2 separate regions of the Homo sapiens genome follow, and region 1 is linked to region 2. A link is an interaction called in ENCODE POLR2A ChIA-PET data of the cell type or tissue named here. Cell type or tissue: Caco-2. All regions are shown on one strand.

Region 1 (5,000 bases), 200 kb after region 2:
CCCTCAGTGACCAGGAGCTGTGAACTTGGATAAAAAGCACATGTGTGCAGATATCATTAATATGTCTGAGCCTCTAGCCATTCCAGAATATTTTGATGGAAAAGCTCCCTAAATATGTAAAAGCTTTGCAATAACTAAGAAGCTAGTGTGTAAGGTAGGGTGTCAGTCGTCCCTGATGAAACTAGAGAGAGCCTTGACTATCTTCAGCCCCCAGAGGACTGATAAGGCCTCCCTTGTTCTGGTTAGACCCAAACTCTGAGCCAGGCTACTAGGGCAGGCAATGCTGTATTTTCAGTAGATGTGATTCTCAGAAGGCCCATTTGCCAGAAGCATGAGCCCACACCTATATCATGTTCCATGGAGAAAATGTGGAATGAACTTAGAGATTAAAAACTTTGGAGCCATAAGTGGGAGGATCCCATGAACTACCCTTTGACTTTCAAAGGGTGGATGGGTGGTCAGACCTTTCCACAGTCCTAATACTCTATAGCCCAGGCTTTTTCTTAATAATAACTTCCTCCTCTCTAGAAATGATTCTCTCCCTCTTTTTTCTGTTCTAGTGTAAAAATGGTGCCTGTGTGTATCCGAGTCTTTAAGAGGAAATGGACACATTGGCAAACCAGTGCCTCCTTTGGCTCTGTGATGTGGCTGCTGTTACTACTCAACTGGAGCACCCCTTATATTCCAGTCTCCCCAGAAATGCTCAGGAACAGTGGAGACTCAATGACAGAGGGTTGAGCCCTCCTGGTTTTTCAACTGGTGAAAGAGAAATTCAGATGGTTAAGGAGATAGCAGAGTAGCCAGCACTCCGGGAGCTGCTCTTATCTCTGCTATGAGGCTGTGCATGGGGAAGAGTAGGGCTGCTTGGAATGACCTCCTTACTTTTCATATATTGAAACATATTTCTTTTTCCTTGATATGCTCCTGTATTGTTTGAATTTTATTTTATTTTATTTTTTGTGGTAAGCATTGTTTTCTTAATTAACAATGAAAGGTTGTAGTCAATAAACTAGTACTTGATGAGATTTGAGAAAAACTACAAAACTGTAGATTGCAAGTTGGCATTTGACCAAGAAATTATGATTGTGCTCCTTGGATTTTTATGCTTAGGAAAGAGTGCACAAGAGGGAAAAAGCTTTCGGTCAGAAGATACCCATTCTAGTACTAGCTGGAATGGTGGTAAAGAATACGAAATGGTCTGAATGTCCATGGCTGTGTGATATTGGCGTATTTTGCTGTCCATGGGTCTAAGTGGATGGTATTATAGCTTTGAAAGAGTCATGGCAAAGGAGGGAACAGGTGTGTCCCAAACCCTAATGAACTCAGCAGATTGGCCTGGCATTCTGGCAATGTAGTCATTCAGCGGAGCCGTGGGGACTCCCTGGGTGGGGACCCAGCATGCTTCTGGAGGTACCTGGGAGGCGCTGGGAGTAGGGCCTGCTGTACTGGTTTGACTAATGTGGTGTAGGTGTTGATGTTGGAGAGTTGGTGGCCAGTCTCAGGCTCTGTTCTGGCACTACTCCAGCTTGTTGGTCATGAATGCAGATTGAGATTGAATGGCTCCTTACATTTCCCTTGAAGAAAGGCAGCTTTGTCTTCCAGGAATGAGCTGATGGCAGTGGCCGTGTGGACATTCTGCAGCTTTGGCACCCAGTAGCGATGGCCTGATTGCCTTGAAACTGGGAGCCTCTAGGGCCCTGAGAACTTGAGCAGGGCTGGACAAGCCTTGGAGCAGAACTTTGCTGTGAATTCTTTCATTGACTCGCAAAAGATGAAGGACTCTAATCCCTGATATCTACCTTTCCACTTGACCTTTTTAGTCTTCAGTGGTCTTTTAGAAGTAATTTTACCTGGCCGCGGTGGCTCATGCCTATAATCCTAGAACTTTGGGAGGCCTAGGCGGGCAGATCACCTGAGGCCAGGAGTTCGAGACCGGCCTGGCCAGCATAGTGAAACCCCATCTCTACTAAAAATACAAAATTAGCAGGGTGTGGTGGCTCACGCCTATAATCCTAGTTACTCGGGATGCTGAGGCAGGAGAATCACTTGAACCTGGGAGGCAGAGGCTGAAGTGAGCCAAGATCGTGCATTGCACTCCAGCCTGGGTGACAAGAGAGAAACCATCTAACAAAAAAAGTTATTTTATGAAAAACATTTGGAGGTTTTCTTTTGGGTATGGCAGGCAGATTGGCCTCTTATTTGGCATAGGTGAAGAAGAAGAGTTGAATAAAAGTAGTTGGGGCATAGAATGGCCATGCAAGTTCCCAACTAAATCAGGGTCAAGTTTAAATGTATTTGTATTTTGTTCAAATTCATCTTTATCTAAAACAGGCTGATGCTGTTTTGTCTCTGTGCTGCAGGTGGATAGCCACAAATTTGACTCTATAGTTACCAGTTATCCCCCTGCCACCCCTTGTTTTTCTTCCTGATTTCTCTACTTCCAATCAGCTGCTCTTTTAGAAACCAATAGAGAAGTGAGACGGGGTGGGGGCAGAGGAAGAGAGAAAGGGGGTAAGGGGGAGGGAGAAAGAGGAAAGAGAGGTTGTTTTTTGTCATTAGTGAGTAAAAATCTGTCGGGCTCGGGTAGTTTCTTAGTGAATTCAGCATTTAGTGATTAGATTAGAGGGGTATATTTGAGCTGAAGATTTTGGGAACTCACCTTTCTGCTCTACAGAATCCCTAGGTTTCTCCTTTAGCTCTACTTTCTGATTCATTCCATCCCCATCCACTGACCCCACCGCCAATATTGAGGTACTTGTGAAAGCTCAGAATCTCCAGTGTCCTCAAGGAGCTAGCCCCAAAGTGCCCCCTGGTGGCTAGAGGAGAAAAAGACAAGATGGAGGATGGGAAAAAGGTCAGGTGGATGGATAACTTTGGCTCTTCTTTTGGCTCTTCTTTTCTGATAGTATTTTTGTTAACAGCATCTAATGGGTTGTCTTCTTTCAGTATCAATGTGAACCAGCTCTGAATAGGTTAGTGTATCAATGTATTTCCCTTTTTGGGTGATTTTGCTGCAGGGATTTCTTTCCCTATGCCAGTTTTTGTTGGTCTGATTTTTGTTTCTAGGCATATTGCATTGACCTGAGCCTTCTCACAGTACTGATGACACTGGGGGTAGGGAGAACAGGAGCAGTTGAAGACGACACATGCTGTCACCTCATGTGCTGGTGTGAGTGGCGCAGGGAAGGGCTGTGATTTTTTATAGGCACACTGATTAGCCAAGCACTTGTCACCTCCACTGCCGCTCATTGGCCTACTGAGTGTGAGCGTGCCATCTAATTGACAGCTGTCTGTTGTCAGAGGGCCATCTTTTCTCCTTTTCAGTTTGAGTGAACACAACAGAGACATCTGCAGAGCTCTCTGCAGCTCTGACAAGGTTGCCCTGCCTGCCAACCCTCAGACTTCTAGGCAGCATAATTGAAGAGATCAGAAAAGAATATTAACCCGTTGACCATCTTGGGCTGAGGTGTAATGACCAAAAAGTCACTTTTTAAGGTGACTGTGAGTCTTTCTTAGTAGAGGAAGACATGAGATTCTCTGTCAGAAGAGTCAGGCCAGTAGGAAGTGCTATTTCTTGGTAGTGATTGTTCGTGGGGTTTCAGTTCATCTGAGCACTTGGAAGAGGATGAGAAGTTCATTTTCAAGGTAGACCCAGTGTTTCATGGTGGGGTTACACTGAAGCCTGAATGCTGGGTCACATCATTCATGTCTGATTTGGCTTGTGTAATGACAGTAGTGCTTTGGATGTGTGTAGTTTGGATGAGGGTTACTCTTTTTCTTTTACCGCCAGGCCTGACACTGCCCTTTTAGCGTAAGATTCCAGAATCTCTTATGCAGTAGCATGGAATGTATGGCCAACCCCGTAGTAACGTGGACTGCCTCTTTGGGACATTTCCTGTAAGCCAGAGATATCAAGGTGGACTTTGTGATGGGTAGATTGTTTATTATACAGATATCAGCTTGGGAATTTGAATGTTTAATTATTTGCCTTGTCGTAGTGTCTTCAAATGAAGCTCTATTTGAGCATCTACTGGGATTGGTACAATATGCAGACAAGCTGGCTTTGTGTGGGTCGAGTCACCTGTGCTTGCAGGATGGGGGTGCTTGCTATATTTGGAAGTGATTTAGTGGTATCCTAGGTTTATCAGGAGGAAAATACATCTTTGCATTTATTTGAACATTTGATTTAGAAAGGGACAGTGTGTGGGTATTGGATAAATTGCTTTTACTCTTTCTTTGCTTTGCATTGTTCTCCCCTCTGATGATTTGCAACTTAGCAAGCCTTCATCATTGAACCTGGGTGAAAAAGAAGATCTGAGAAGCCTTGAGTAATTTGTTTCAGACTGTTTATACTCTAGTGTTTTACAGATGTGGGCTTATTTGAGGAATAGTATTGGCGAAAGGTAGCGTCATTAAACTGGTTGGAGAAATTTCAGGCAAGTAGATAGAGAAATTTCAGGCAACTCCTTTTCCAAGTTGTTGCTCACAGATTATAATAGATGAATTCAGCAGAATGTTCTGACCTCCTAGACTAGGTCAGATAACTGAGTTCTTGTCCTAACTCAAATCCTAAGTAGCTGTTTCTTAAAGCTCTGTTCTGCCTCTGCAGAATGAAGGCTTGGCCTATATAGTGTATGAGATTCCTTCTAGCTTCAGGGTTTTGTAACTATCAGAATAGGTAATGAGGAAGGAGACTATGCCCTGGTAGCCTTTAGCCATATCACAAATATTTAACATACTCCCAAAATAGCACATACAAGACAGAAATTCTTTGTACTTGAAGGGAATAATAAATACAGAAAGCATTTGAGAAGTACACATTTAATTTCTGTTAACTCTTTTTTTCTTATTTATGTTTATTATTAGATGATAAATGACTTCCTTTTTTTTAGTATTAAAACAAGGTGATCAGGATAGTGAGAGGATTGGGTCAGGTGAAACACATGACTCACCTGCGTGCTTATGATTCCCCTTGGAAGATGGTTTTGGGTAACATTCTG
Region 2 (5,000 bases):
GCCTGTAATCATACGGTTATTGCATTACCCATCAGTGGTATAACTTACACAAAATGTTATCTTGTGCGATTAAAATTAGGTCTTTTTTTTTAAGTCAAGGAAACTCTCTCAAAATTCCATCACTTAATTTAAGAGCAATTTTCTAATACAGTTGTAATCAAACACATGAAGATAAGACCAGTGTTAACATGGGGAATAAATTAATGTTTTCTATTTGAAAATAAGGGGAAAAAATCTCTAACATTCATAAAATGGGAAAATCCCTTGTAAATAATATCATTTATTAGGTACTGTATACAATTAACCCTTTTAAAGAAATGAACACTTAATTCTGCAAATGAATGCTATGTAGTAAACCATAGCTGTAAATAGCCTCTTGCTAATCTTAGAGGCTAAATATGAATTCATTTATATTTAAAATACCCTTTTTGATGCTTTAGCTGTTTTTTTTTCCCTAACGATTTACTTGTGCAATGAATTTTTACTGTATTTAAAGTTGCAAATCTGGAAGGACTTTTACGTTTTATAAATGAAAGATCTTTGGGTGATGCTTAAAAAAGATGCTAGCACTATTCACAAAGGAATCTGTGTGCACAGTGATTATCTGGAATCTAAGGAGGGGTTTATTACAGGGCTATTCGAATATCTCTTATTAAAAGTGCAGAGTGAAAATATTCATTTAAAATGTATTTTTTTTAATCCAATGAATTTCAAATAAGAAAAAGTTATACATTGTTGCCTGCTATCCTTTAAGTCCGTGGCTTAAGTCCATTTATGCTTGTTAAACAGCTGCAGTATTTTAGGAGTTCTGGCAATGGTATATAACAGTACATTAGGCCAAGTACTATTCTTAAGTCAGACTGGTAAATGTTGACATCTTTTAACTGTGAGATGCCAGTGGAATTGTCTGTCAACTATGAATATAATTTAACATCTTTTAATATTCATTTGGTGCTATAGCAATGAAAGAAGTTTGTTCACTTATGTGATTTGTATAATTGGTATATTTTTATAAAACTAATGGCTTTAAAAGTTGCTCATTTCCAAATAAGTTCCTTCTCCTTCTATTGCCTGCCTAAGTTTAGGGAATTTGTGTCTCGATAACTTGTTTTAAAAAATGTGAGATGCTTCTTGTATTTTTATTTTAGTTTTCTGGTGCACATTGATTAAAAGGACCATTGACAGACAATATGTTTGTGTTTTACTATCCTGGACCTGGTTATGTTTTCCACTTAGGGATTTGGGATAGTTTTTATATTAGTATTATATCTTTAAATTTCTGTATGGTATCCTCTATGCAACTTTTAAGATGGAAAATATTAATATGCATGTTTGATGTAAAGGTAAGGACAAGTATCTTTTGTGGGCAAATTAATTTTTCATGTTAGACAAGATCAAAACTAACTGTTTTTGACAGTAATTTTTTTATGACTTAACTTAAAAATGTGTATTCAGTTTCAATCTAAAAGTAGCTTATGTCAGACAGACACAGAGATAGACTACTTTTAAAGTCAATGCTAAAAAACTAGTTTGCAATGTTGTGAAAATATGCATTTAGAATAACTTAAGTATATTACATTAGATATTTAATAAAGTAAGGTGTTTAGAAATATGAGATTGTGTTACATTTAAAAAGACAACTGTATGTCTGATCCATTTTCTATGTTCACATTTAAATAAAGTTCTTGCTGTGATGTTTAAATGTTTATAGAGAGTACAGGCTTAATAAGTTGAATATGTATTAATGCATTTTGGTAAGTGATGATATATCAACACTTACACAGTTCTGAAGACAATAACACACACACATACACACATACACACATACACATACACACATATGTTCATGCATGCAAACCTGGAGAGAGACTTCACTCTTAATAAGTCATGTTACACTGCTTCTAATGCATACACAGTGATTATTTTGAAGGTGTGGAACTTTAAGTTACGTTGTACCAGAAATGGTGTTTTCAGGACCAAATGTTTACTTGTAAGGGTAAAAAGTGTAATGGTCCTTTTATTCTGGCAGCCTGAATGAGAATGCAGGGTATTCATTTCATGTAGTATGATGGTGATTATAATATGTAGGGTACAGATTGGAGTGTTCAGTTTTCCTCTATCAAGATAGTATTTGAACACAGGGCTGTTAGTTAAGAAAACGGGTTGTATTTCCACTTAAAAGAGTTAAATCTTTTAAAAAGCGTAATACATTTTAAAAATCATGAATACTGCATTTTGCCCTTTAATTGGAAGGATCAACTAGGAAACTTTGGAGAGAGAAATAATTTTCTAAATTTACCTCAAGTTAATATCCATTGTCTTGAGTGGACTCAGATGTCCCTTTCATGGATTGCTTTGAAACTTGGATTTAGGAAAGATCTAAACTATAAGTAGACTGTTCCTATTTGAAAAATCAGCTATGGTTTTTCAAAGTGAGGCATGGTAATAATTCATGCTTAAAGTTCCCAATAGCTTTTGATTCCATTAATATAGGATGCTCCATAGTGATTTGCAATGTGAGAATAAAAATAAAGTGTGGCCATATTCCCTTTAATCTTTCATTTCACAAACATGGTTTTTCCTACCACCTTAAGAAATGGTGAGGCTGCTAGGGAGAATGGAATGTAACCTGAGCTACAGCCTGACATTCCCAGGGAGCATTTTTCACATGAAAGGCTTTTGTCAACCCAGGAAAGGACTAGCAGTTTTTGTTTGATGTTTGCAGGTGTTCAGCAGAAAGCACTAAAACAATTCAGCCATGATGGTTCAGAGCTTCGATGACCTTAACAGGGAAAATTGGTGGGCTCTGGAATTATTTTTAAGAAATAGTTATAACCTATATGGTAACTTAAACAAAGGGATTTAATATCCGTTATATCATTGATCTTAAAACAAACTAAAAGCATCCACATGCCTGGATGATTGGAAAATTATTCTCATTGAAAAGTAGGATACCTAAGTTACCAAAAAAAGAAAATCATCTAAAGAGTCTATAATTTATTGATGAGTATGGACTTAATTTTCTGATATAGCAGAAGGACAGTTTATTTGGTTACTTTTGACTCTTGTGAGGAAAAGATAAACATCCTAGCTTTGACATCTTTTTAAAAAGTCGTTTTAAAGTTGGGCCACTAAAATGATACATTCTAAAGAACTTGTTAGATCAGGTCTGGTCACATCTGTTACATGTATTTACTGCTGGTCTATGACAGATACTACATCTTTCTCCCTTAGTTTAAAAGTTGAGCTTTTTCCCCTGTGACTGTTTAGTTTTACTGAGGTGTTCAGGTATTGTTAAAAGATTGTCAAATGAACGAGTGTTTGAACAATTAAGAGCAGCGTTAAAACACACCACATCTCTGTTGTGGGTCATTTTTGGAAGAGGAAAGTATTGCCTGAAATTTACCTAAGTTAGCTAACCTATATCCACATGACACCAACATAATATGCCAATTTAGTGAATTCATTGAGGCGGAAAAAAATCAGTCCGGTGGGTAGTTTTGTATGATACAGAAAATTAACGTGGTCACATCCTGAATTAGTTTTGAGTTCATAGTGATGGCATGAAAAAAAAATTGGTTTCCCCTTAAAGATATTTGTTGAGGAGAGCTGCTTAATATTGTGTGTGTGTGTATAAGTGAGTGAAAACACCCTTAAAATCGTAAATGGTATAATTCATAAGGGTTCTGTGGCTTTTTGTAAAGGGCAGAGTAATTTAACAGGTTAAAAGAAGTACAGTGGCGTTAAACCCATTATGTTAGAATCACAGAATTTTGGGTATAGAAACCCATTAGAAATGTTGCCCAGTGCCTTCATTATACAGGCAAAGAAAACTGAGGCCCAAGATAAGGAGTTCCAAACTGTGCTTTCTTATTTGTTATTTTAAAAAACAAGTTTTTATTTGCTAATTCTCTATGGCCCTGCAAATCCTTTATTGGAAATAACCTTGGTCTCACTGCTGTCTTTCTGTCCTTTGTACTGCGTAATGGGGCTTGAGGATTAGTGTGCTGATATTTGTGCATGTAAATGCTTCTGTATATGCATGTGCCTTCTGAAAACTTTTTTAGGTTTGGAGCTGAATTTTGGATTATTGATCATTCTCTTTTGCCTGGTCTTCCCTGTGACTGTTTTGCATGATGTTGGGTAAAATAATAGTGTGGGTGAGCATGTCACAGTGCTTCTCAGTGTGTTAGAGAGGTGTGCTGTGTACCTTATACCTGTTGTATTTTTTAAATCCTAACAAGAACCTAATGAGATGCAAGGATTACTACTATCCTGTATTCATAGCTGAGGAAACAGAGACAGATGTTAAACAACTGGATCTTAAGGCAGCCAATAATGAAATTAGGTTTTAACCTCAGGTTTGTCTAGCTCAAAGTCCTGAGTTCTATACACACACACACACACACACACACACACACACACACATCAGACAGCTCATTTTTGCAAGATTATATAGGCAAACAGTGTGATATTGAGGCTTCGCACGAAATGCTATCTGTGATCTTTAGGGTAGATAGCATTTTTAAAAATGTGTCTAATGTTGTAATGATGTCAACCATATCCATTATTTTTCCCGCCTTTGTATCCAAATAAACTACCCTTCCAATTTATGACAGATATCAATGTGACTAAATATGTCTTTCTCATATCTTTATTAGTTTTACTAAGAAAATACAGTAGATATTTTAAAAGTTGTGCTTTCATTCTGTTGTAAGTTGATAGTCTACATGGATGCCAATGAAAACATGTTTTTATGTAGCTAATCAATTCAGAATTTGAGGTAACCAAGCCTGATGTATTAATATGTAAAAAAATAAGGATCTCCTGTCTTTAAATATAAAAAAGTTTTGCAGTTCGTTGTTAGATCTTTGAAACTTAATATTCAAGAACAATACCCTCAATTCTATCTGCATCACTAAAATAAGCAGTTTTGAAGGTTTGATATGTCTGTTACCAGACATGTGCTTAAAATGTTACATTTTCTAAATTCAGAAGGC

The links. Peaks named below come from ENCODE experiments on the same cell type or tissue, not always from the same donor. Only the 100,000 strongest peaks of a DNase experiment are listed, where the experiment ranks them.
Region 1: POLR2A ChIA-PET joins it to region 2 with 9 read pairs; 3 of 35 experiments call an interaction of 5 or more read pairs at or near these places.

The regions. Positions count from the first base shown.
Region 1 is chr18:55,382,549-55,387,548 of GRCh38, reverse strand. All of the region lies in intron 6 of TCF4 (transcription factor 4), which reads left to right. Among named protein-coding and RNA genes, the nearest start is that of TCF4-AS1, 67 kb to the left of the region's middle. In Caco-2, no CTCF peak of the experiment used is centred here; no DNase peak of the experiment used is centred here.
Region 2 is chr18:55,580,171-55,585,170 of GRCh38, reverse strand. The region is part of intron 3 of TCF4 (transcription factor 4); the gene reads left to right. Among named protein-coding and RNA genes, the nearest start is that of TCF4, 5.5 kb to the left of the region's middle. RefSeq lists an enhancer at 2,396-2,990. In Caco-2, no CTCF peak of the experiment used is centred here; a DNase peak (open chromatin) is centred at 2,660.